2 separate regions of the Homo sapiens genome follow, and region 1 is linked to region 2. A link is an interaction called in ENCODE POLR2A ChIA-PET data of the cell type or tissue named here. Cell type or tissue: Panc1. All regions are shown on one strand. Each heading gives the region's core, and the rest is flanking DNA. Links, peaks and the distances in the headings are about the cores only.

Region 1 (5,385 bases), core at 123-5,122, 95 kb after region 2:
TAAGACGAAAAACAAACAAAATGGTCAAGGGGAGAGACACTTTTTGAATCAGGAGAAACATAATTATTACTAAATGCAATATGTGAATCTGATTGGATCCTGCACTGGGGAAAACAGACACACACACAAACACACACACACCACACACACACACACAGAGCTACAAAAGACATTTTTGGAACAACTGGGGGAATTTGAATAAGGGCTAAATATTAGGTCATATTATTGTACTAAGGTTAATTTTCTTGGGTATAATAATAGAATTTGTTATGGTATAAAAGAATGTCTTATTCTTAGGAAATGCATTCTAAAGTACTTAGGGAAAATCTCATATTGCCTATAACCTCTTTTTTACTTTTTTTTTTTTTTTTTTTTTTTTTTTTTTGAGACGGAGTGTCGCTCTGTTGCCAGGCTGGAGTGCAGTGGCGCGATCTTGGCTCACTGCAACCTCTGCCTCCCAGGTTCAAGCGATTCTCCTGCCTCAGCCTCCCTAGTAGCTGGGACTACAGGCATGCACCACCACGCCCAGCTAATTTTAGTATTTACAGTAGAGACAGGGTTTCACCATGCTGCCCAGGACGGTCTCAATCTCTTAACCTCGTGATCCACTCACCTCGGCCTCCCAAAGTGCTGGGATTACAGGCATGAGCCACCGCGCCCAGCCTTGCCTATAACTTCTTTTGGAAAAAGGTTAACAATTGCTGAACCTAGATAAAGAGCAAACTCTCTTTCAACATTTTTTCAGGTTTGAAAATGTTCAAAAACAAAAGAAAAAAATAGGTTATTGTTGATTTTGTCACACATGTAAATAGTAATTTTGTTATGTAAGAAAATGTTCTTCTTTTTTAGAGGCAACTATTTAAGTATTTAGGAGTAAAATATCATATATTTTATTTGCTTGAAAATACTACTATTAAATAACATATTAAACAAATATACCAAATGTTAACAATTCTTAAATCTAGGCAAGGGGTATATGGTGGGTCATTACCCTATTACTCTCTCCTTGCATGTTTGACATTTTATTACATAAAATGTGATCAGATTTTTTTAACAATAAAATCCTTCCTACTTGGTTCAAGTTTCCAAAATGAACTGCAGTAGAATTCCTCCCAAATTAACATTCATATTATGGTTCAAATTTCTCCATAATTGGGCGAGGCGCGGTGGCCCATGCCTGTAATCCCTGCACTTTGGGAGGCCGAGGCAGGTGAACACCTGAAGTCAGGAGCTCGAGACCAGCCTGTCTAACATGGTGAAACCCCATCTCTACTAAAAATACAAAAATTACCCCAGGCATGGTGGCACGCACCTGTAATCCCAGCTACTCGGGAGGCTGAGGCAGGAGAATCGCTTGAACCCGGGAGGTGGAGGTTGCAGTGAGCAGAGATCACCACATCACTGCACTCCAGCCTGGGCAACATGGTGAGATTCCATCTCTCAAAAAAAAACAAAAACAAAAACAAAAAACCAAGTTCTCCATAAACTGGTATTGTCTTGGGAGACATTATTAGCTCAATGGACTCAAAATTCTTTGTACATAAAATCAAATAGCATATTTCCTTCTATCCTCCAGTTATAACAAAAATTACAGTAAAGGACAGTAAGTGTTCTAAGAGAAGTAGTGAAGTCTGTTCTGAAACTGAAAGTTGTTTGGATGTTTTCCAAAGACAAGCCATCATATTCCTGCCCTGCTCTCTCAGACCTGGCACTGATAACACAACAGCCTTCAGGAATTCATTTTTCTTCTGAATCATTCTCCACTGGGGAATTAGCCCTGGCATTTCTAATTCCCTTGCTGGGCACAAGCAAGCCCTGGCACCACAGCTTTCCCAGAGAAATCCCTCTGTAACCTGTTCCTCTGTCAGTGCACTGATTAAGTTAGAAAAGGTGAGCCCACTTCTCTGTGGCTCGCTGACCTCAGGACATGAGGAACTGTGGATTTGAATACACAAGGCAACAGCCGTAGTGCAGTGGATCTTCTAGTGGACCCGCCACTGGTACACATTTTCTTGACTCTGAGGACAGAGGCTGAAGAGCACTCAGAGCAGTACCTGGTGCCATCACTCAGACTTTGAAGCCATGTTGCATAACAGATAATGATGTGCGCAATGGCGAATCTTGTTTGAAGGTAAGATCTGCCGCTTACTAGCTGTGTGACTTTGGATAAGCTACTGTGCTTCTATTTCTCAGTTTCTACATCTATACAGTGGAGATATTGCACAGTGGTTAAGACGTCTGGAATCAGATTGTGTTCCAATAGTAGCTCCTACACTTTCTACTTAAATTAACTTGGGCAAATTACTTAATCTCTTGGTGCCTCCATTTTCTACCAATATCTATGACACACAAAGACCTTAGAACAAAACCTGGCAGATAGAAAACTATCAATAAATATTAGCTACCATTATGATTAGGACACAATGATCTACTCCATAAAGTTACCCTGAAATTAAAGTTAATAAAGCATGCAAAGCTCTTAACATGGTGCCTAGAACACATAATTGTTTAATAAATGTTAGCTATTGTGATTTGGCTTCACAATAACTGTTAGGTAAACAGTGCCAATATTAGTATTTTATTGATAAGGAAGCCAAGGATCAAAAAGACTCAGTGACTTTCCCTCTGTCGTATGCTGACAACAATGACTTTACTATTCCATGCTCATACTCTTCCTAAAATTCTCTATGCCTTAAGGATCCACTATAAAGAACAGAGAGAAACTAAAATAGGCCAGGAGCCTGTAATCCCAGCACTTTGGAATGCCAAGATGGGTGATAGATTGAGCCTAGAGGTTCGAGACCAGCCTGGGCAACATGGTGAAACCCCAGCTCTACAAAAAAAAAAAAAAAGAAGAAGAAGAAGAAGAAGGAAAAAAAAAAGAAAAAAAGAAAAATTATCTATCTAGGCGTGGCAGCGCACACCTGAAGTCCCAGTGCCTCGAGAGGCTGGGGTGGAAGGATCACCTGAGCTCAAGGGAGGGTGAGGCTGCTGTGAGCTGTGTGAGAGTGAGATCCTGTCTCAAAAAAAAATAAAATAAAGTAAAAAAGATAAACTAAAATAGCATTTGAAGATAGACTCATTAACATCAGCATAAGCATTCTGAAGCTAAGTTTAAAATATAAACTAGTAAATGATGAGACTGGGAAAGATGCTTGGAAGAAAAGCAAGGAGTCCAACCTTGGACACAAGTGCACTTTACTTCGTGCCACTGAAAGTGTAGGCCGAATCCTTTTTTTGTTTGGTTTGCTTGAATCACATTTTAAATGCACAAGAGAGGTCACCCTTTGAAAATTAATTCTGTGCAAATCTTTTTGGAATGATTATTTTTTAAAAGAAATAAGCTCCACCCTTTTATAAATGGGATTGTAGTTAAAGATTTTCTGTATCTGCTTCACTCAAAACAAGCAGCATCTGTACTCAAGTGCATGCCTGCAGGTGAGTGTTGTTGGTTAAGCTCAGGTGAACAGTGAAGGTCCCTGAATATGTGACAGGGCCTAACACAGGTGTTGGTGTTTGACCTACAATGTACCAGAAAAGCCGTAAAGGCAAACCCCCCAATAGATCCTTCACATTACCTGTCTCCTAGCAGCATGTCAAAAATCAGTGCAAACGTAACAGAAGAATGCCAAAGTCAAGAATACAACTGAGAACATCTTGAAGCTACGAATTAGTACTTGCCACCATCCAGCTGTTGGTTGCCTATAGATTATCAAGAATTTTACTTGTATCATTATCTCATTTAATACTCACAATAATCCTGGAAAAATTATTATCCCCATCTTATAAATGAGGAAACTGAGGCTCAAAAGTTTAAAAGACTTGCCTGAAGCTACATAGCTCATAAGTAAAAGAGTAGGAATTTGGACCCAAGTCTGACTGGCACTCAAGCCAAGCACTCTTGAAATTTTCTTTAATCTTCTTTCTAGTGTCTCCTAGTGTCTCCCAAATTGCTTGGATTACAGGCGTGAGCCACTGTGCCTGGCTGGTTTCTGTCTTTTTTCTAATGCATGTTTTTTCCATGGCTGTGACCATATTGTGGAAAATGCTGTATTCCATTTTTTTTTCATTTAACATCATAACAATATTCAAATGCCGTTAAAAACTTTCATCAACATCATAATTTAATTAACAATTCCTTACTGTTAGATATTTATATTTTTCTTTATTCATTACAAATAATGCTTCAACAAACATCCATAAGCATAAGCTTTTCTCAATGTTTTGAGTTATTTCTTTAGGCTAGAGCCCCAGAATCAGTACCACTGGGTCAAAGAGCATGAATGTTTTATCATTTGCTTATTTTTTTTAGAGTGAAAAAAGTACGGCCTTATTACTTGTAAGTCATTATATATGGATTTTTAAATTATTATTTGTACATAAGAACAATTTTAATGATATTTGCACTATCAAATTATCTTTAATTGGCCAACCAATTTTTATGACACACTGACATGTTTGGATTATATCAGTCCATAAGGTAAAGATTCCAAAATGGCAATGACCAAGGTCTACCATAGGCACCTTGGTTAGAAAGTATCACTCTGCATAGTACTGACTTGTAGATGAATAGCTGGATATTGGAAGGAAGATTTGATTCATGAAGGTTAATGGGCTGGGGAAAGCAATGGGTCCAATTAGCAAATGGATTGTTCTTGGACCTTCTGCTAGTCTCAAAAGGATAAGCTTATGGTTCCCATGGCCCATGGCAGAAAACACAGAACAAATAACCAGGTTAAACACTGAAGTTCAAAAGTTGGCCAGTAATGGTTGTCAAGGGCTGTGTCCAGGAAATCCCGCCAGACAGGCACTGTTTGCAAATGGCTGGGAAATATGGTCTGTTGCCATCAAAAACAGATGAAAAGCAGGATTTGGTTAAAAGAGTAAGTCTTTGCGCAAGCAAAACCTTTCCAAAATAAAGAAACAGTGTATAGCTGTTGCCAACTGACCTTGACTGAAAAGAGGGGCCAGTCCTGTACCAATGCTCATTATAACCAGTCTCAAACTACTTAAATGGTGTTGAGTGGAAATAAGACTTAATCAAGTGAAGAACCTGCCAGCTTTGACAGTGGTAATATCCCAAACTAAAATCCTCAAGAGTATCATTAAATCAAAAATTTTTTAAACTTAAAAGTAAAATACACCAAGGCAATAATATCTACTTTAGTATTAAGAGAAACTACAATAATATGAAGGAGGATCCATTAAGTTACATGTTCAAAAACATCAAAATTCCAAGAGTTTGAGACATCTTTAAATAGCGACAAGGTATATAATGGGCCCTTCATCTTCACCTGTTTCACATCCTGGGATTCAACCAACATTGGCCTGAAAATATTCAAAATAAATAATGATAGTACAACAATTTGTAAAAATGAATACAAA
Region 2 (5,385 bases), core at 55-5,054:
ATTTGTCATATGGGTACAGTGTCAGCGATAGTACATCACGGTCTGGGCTGGCATGTTCTCACTTCCTCAGATGAACAGAACATACCAATGCAAAACCTATATTTGATATGATTTCTGATACAGAAAAAGAGGTAGTTCTTATATGGGAAGAAAAAAGGGAAATCACTCAGGCTTTAGTCTCTAAATAATATTGTAAAATACCAACAACAAATTACTAAAAATAAAAACAGACTTGCAGACAGTAAGACAGTCTGATTATTTCAACTAATACCCAAATCAAATTAGGCAATTATTCACACACATACACAAAGTTATTACAAGCACAGATTGATGTATGAAGAAAAAAATAAAACTTGAGGGTTCCCTAACTGGGGGATTATGTAAATATATGTAAATAAAGGTCTATTCACTTAATATTATGGTAAAACTTTAAAAGACTCAAATTATTTTATTTAAATTTTAAATAAGAAGGTCAAGCATAGTGGCACATGCCTGTAGCTCCAGCTACTCAGGAGACTGAGGCACGAGAATCACTTGAATCTGGGAGGCAGAGGTTGCAGTGAGCCGAGATCTCACCACCGCACTCCAGTCTGTGTGACAGAGTGAGACCCTGTCTCAATAAATAAATAAATAAATACATTTATTTTAAATAAGCATTACATGTATATAACTCAAAAACTAAATATGTACATGTATACACACACAGAGAAATATATAAAGGTATTCAGTTGGAAAGTCTCCCTCCGGCCTTTGTCTTCTATCCAGCCAGTTCCCTCCAATCTCCTCACCTAGGTAAGGTTACCTAATTTCTTATATAGCTTGTCACAGTATCTCTTTTTATTATTTTATTCTCCCTATCTTAAAAGAATGTTTCCCCCAAAATTGCAGTAATATTGAAAATCCTTATGAGATACTGTTATTAGCAGGATACAAAAATTGTACTTAATATACAATTATACAAGGAGGAAAAAACAAAATTCTGTGAATAGAAAAATAAAACAAAAAACTAAAGGAAATCCAACCAAAAGTTAAATAATCATTATTTCTAGGTAAGAAGACTGACTTTTTTCCTTTAATCTAGCCTATAGTATTAAAAAATTTTAATAATTATATATTACTTTTTTCAATGAAAAATATAAATAAGTCCCCCAAATCAGCAGTAAAATGTGTGTATTACAAATAAATTTCACTGTGTATTGCATTTTTATTCTACAAATTTTCAGTTCTACTGTATTGTATTCAAATGTTTTGGTCTTTAAACATACTAGAGAGGAAAAGCAACTACCAACTAGTAATCCACCAAAATTATTTTTATGATAGTGATTGAAAATATTGAGCATTTATATCTTGTAATTCATCCAAAGTGAATGAATGTTTGCTAAATTATATATTGAAGTTTCAGTTTCTACATATTTTAGCTGGGTGGTAAATTTTCTTTGCAAGATTTATTGAAAATATGATTACTTTGGCTGGACATGGTGGCTCATGTCTGTAATCCCAGCACTTTGGGAGGCCAAGGCAAGAAGATCACTTGAACCCAAAAGTTCAAGACCAGCTTTGAACTGGTCTTGACCATGGCAACATGGTGAAACCCCATCTCTACTAAAAATACAAAAAATTAACCAGATGTGGTGGCATGCACCTGTAGTCCCAGCTACTCAGGAGGCTGAGCTGGGAGCATCAGCTGAGCCCACGATGCTGAGGCTGCATGAGCTGAGATCTTGCCCCTGCACTGCACCCTGGATAACAGAACAAGACCTTTCCAAAAAAAAAAAAAAAAGAGAGAGAGAGAAAGAAAGAAAGAAAATATGATTACTCTTTGAATTGTTGATAATACTTTGCTAAATCTGAGAATTATCTCTCAATTTAAAAACACATTCATAGGTGTCAGCACGTTGGTTCCTTTTAGTGAGTTTCATTTATTTGGATACCATATTTTGGAGAACTTAATAACTGAGTCACTCGATAGGTTGAAAGACAGTAGATGGACTCCATGGTTATCAGTGCATGGGCACCAGAGACTCACAGAGGGTGAATGTACACACAAGAATTGTCCATTTTTTTCCCTTCCTTTCTTCCTCCCTCCCTTCATCTCTCCTCTCTGTCTCTCTCCCCACTCCTCCTCCAACTTTCTATTTTGAAAACTTCAAATCTACATAAAGTTGAAGGAATGGTGCAATGAACACCTGTATACTTTCACCCATGTTCACAAAATTCTTAATATTTTCTCACCCTCTCTGTTTCTGGACTCTTGGAAAGTAATTTTTGGACATCACAAAGTTTCACTACTAAATATTTCAGTGCACAAGAGCTGCAGTTTTAAAGTCAGTCTGCTGAAGATTCCTTTCTCTTGGGCAGCTGGCCTCTCATGGGGCTGGTCAGCATTCCTGCCCCAGTAGGACACTGAGGAAAGACTTGGGCTCTCAGCCTAGTTCCACAGCTTACTAGCTGAGTGACTCCAGCAAGCTGACTAACTTCTCATAGTCTCAGTTATTCCAACTGCCTCTTGCCTAACTTATGGAGAGAGTGTAAGATCAACATCTATCCATTCAGGCGGAAAGTATTTACTGAGAGCTTCCTGAGCCTGGCACAGTCCTTAAATGAAGTGGTAGTTGGGAATGTGCCTTAAAATACATGCTATGAGACCTGGTTTGAATGTCAGCTGTGTGGTCTTGGCCCAGTCAGTAGCCCTCAACTGCTCCTTGTCTGTAAAATGTGGCTATTAATACCTACTCCTACGGTTGTCAATGGAGTGCCTAGTACAGGGTGACAAGCATGAATTCATTTGAATCCTTAGAAGGCTCAGTAAATGGCATTGAATGTTATTTACTAACCTTATGAAAGTCAGTGAGGTAGCATAGCTTCAAGTTTCCTTTAACACAATCTCTGGGTTCTGCCTCCCTGGTTCAAATCCCAGCTCTCCTACTTGTTAGTGGTGGCTTTCCACATAGCACTTGGTCTCTCAGCACCTCTTACCAAATTATTTTTTTAAATAAATGATGCATATTGTATACAATGTATTCTCCTCAGGTGATGGGTGCACTGCAGTTTCAGAATTCATCAGTACCTAATTCATCATCCACAGAACCAACAACCACTTGTACCCCAAAAGCTATTGAAATTTAAAAAAATTAAAAACAAAATAAAACAAAAATAAATAAATAAAATGTAACTTCCTTGAGGACTAAATAAATAAATACATGATGCAAAACAAAATGAAGCTTCCATTCCTATAACCTCAACACAGGTGGGTGCCAGAGTAAAGCCCTGAAACAAAGCCAGAAAAGTATAGGAAACATTCAATAGGCAACCATTAAGAGCCAGGAGGAAGGCAGGTGATGGGGATGGGAAGGAGGGGAAAAGCAAAAATTTACATAAATCATGACATCATAGTTAATTCACCTTTTCTACCTTCTAGGGAGATGGACCCGTTTAAACCTCCGAGATGAGCTGCTCAGACTCTACAGCATGACGACTACAATTTCTTTTCATAAAACTTCTTCTCTTCTTGGAATTATTAATTCCTATCTGCTTCCTAGCTGATAAAGCTTAGAAAAGGCAGTTATTCCTTCTTTCCAACCAGCTTTGCTCGAGTTAGAATTTTGTTATTTTCAAATAAAAAATAGTTTGGCCACTTAACAAATTTGATTTATAAATCTTTCAAATTAGTTCCTTTTTAGAATTTACCAACAGGTTCAAAGCATACTTTTCATGATTTTTTTATTACAAATGTAAAATGTATAAAGTCACATGTACTGCCATACTACTTCTTTGTATATAAAGATGTTTATATCTTTGGAAGTTTTACATAAATCAAAGGAAGAAAGCACATTTAAAATGAGAAACTAAGACCAATTTCTGTTTTTAAGAGGAAAAAGAATGATTGATGTATCCTAAGTATTGTTATTTGTTGTCTTTTTTTGCTGCCTTGCTTGAGTTGCTTGTGACTGATCTTTTGAGGCTGTCATCATGGCTAGGGTTCTTTTATGTATGTTAAATTAAAACCTGAATTCAGAGGTAACGTAACAAAGATTGTGTGTGTTTTAGGAGGGGGGACAAAACGTTGAATGAATAACAACTCATCTTTTCTACAAATGCTTCCTTTGATCAAACAAAAAAAAGTTTTTAAAAAATTGATTTAAGTAATAATTTTGTCAGCCTATTGCCCAGGGTTAAGGTAATAAGTATTAGTATTCTATGTGTCTTATTAAGACTAACTGGCTTTATGAGTCAGGCACTAACAGGGCATCAGATCCATTCTGTTGATTTGTGTTCAAACCCCAACTTCACCACAAACCAGCTTAGGGGTCCCGGGACAGTTATTTTCAAAGTCTCAGTTTCCCCATCTGTAAAAGGACACCTGAGAGACAACCAGTCATACTGGAAATTTTGAAGTTGCCAAGGGTGAAGCAAAGGCCTGTGTGCTGCCAACGTGACTGTGTGCAATAAGAAGGGTCTCAGGGAAGTCCAAGCCAGAAAGTCTCCCTTCTGCCCTTGCCAAGCTAATAGGCTGCACCACGTAGGTCAGGCACACTGAAAACTGGGTTTGTCAAAGCCATCAATAAAGTAATTAATGATCACCTACTGTGTGCTGGCCCCCGCGGGGCTAGGCACTGAAGATACAAAGAGTTACACGCTGTAGTTTTGCCCTCACTACAATGAGAACTCTATGAGATCAGGGATTGTGTCTGACATCTGAAACTTAATAGGCAGAGGCAAGAAAGGCAGATACACTGAAGATCTCGTTGCGGGAACTATACACACACACACACACACACACTCACACACACACACACGGTGTTTCGATTCAGTTTAGACCATTTGTTTTCAAACATGGCTGATCATCAAAATTACCTAGGAAATGTTCTGAAATTACAGATTTCTGAGCTACAGCCTAGACTCACTGCATTTGCAAATCGGGGCATGAGACATGGAAGTCTGTTTTTTTTGTCAGTCTTTTCTTTTCTTTTTTTTTTTTTTGTTGTTATTGTTTGTTTGTTTTGAGACAGAGTCTCGCTGTCTGTCACCCAGGCTGGCGTGCAGTGGCGCAGCCATGTTGGCTCACTGTGACCTCCGCCTCCTGGGCTCAAGAGATTCTCCTGCCTCAGCCTCCTGAGTAGCTGGGATTACAGGCACCCACCACCACGCCTGGCTAATTTTTGTATTTTTAGTAGAGACAGGGTTTCATCACATTGGTCAGGCTGATCTCAAACTCCAGACCTCAGGTGGTCTGCCCGCCTCAGCCTCCCAAAGTGCTGAGATTACAGGCATGAGCCACCGCACCCTGCCAGTCATTTCATTTTTTAAAGCACAACAGGTGATGTCGAAAACCAGCTACTCTGAGCAACCATTGCCTTAGAACATCACCTGCAGGCACAAGGATGA

What was found. Peaks named below come from ENCODE experiments on the same cell type or tissue, not always from the same donor. Only the 100,000 strongest peaks of a DNase experiment are listed, where the experiment ranks them.
Region 1: POLR2A ChIA-PET joins it to region 2 with 6 read pairs; 4 of 35 experiments call an interaction of 5 or more read pairs at or near these places.

Annotation. Positions count from the first base shown.
Region 1 is chr3:149,594,596-149,599,980 of GRCh38, forward strand. All of the region lies in intron 2 of WWTR1 (WW domain containing transcription regulator 1), which reads right to left. Among named protein-coding and RNA genes, the nearest start is that of WWTR1-IT1, 55 kb to the right of the region's middle. In Panc1, for the core only: no CTCF peak of the experiment used is centred there; no DNase peak of the experiment used is centred there; H3K4me3 peaks cover 549 bases; H3K27ac peaks cover 5,000 bases.
Region 2 is chr3:149,499,258-149,504,642 of GRCh38, forward strand. TM4SF4 (transmembrane 4 L six family member 4) reads left to right here. Exons shown (of 5, transcript NM_004617.4): 5 at 3,419-4,137. The coding sequence ends at 3,436. Among named protein-coding and RNA genes, the nearest start is that of TM4SF4, 27 kb to the left of the region's middle. RefSeq lists a silencer at 2,465-2,759. In Panc1, for the core only: no CTCF peak of the experiment used is centred there; a DNase peak (open chromatin) is centred at 2,554; H3K27ac peaks cover 5,000 bases.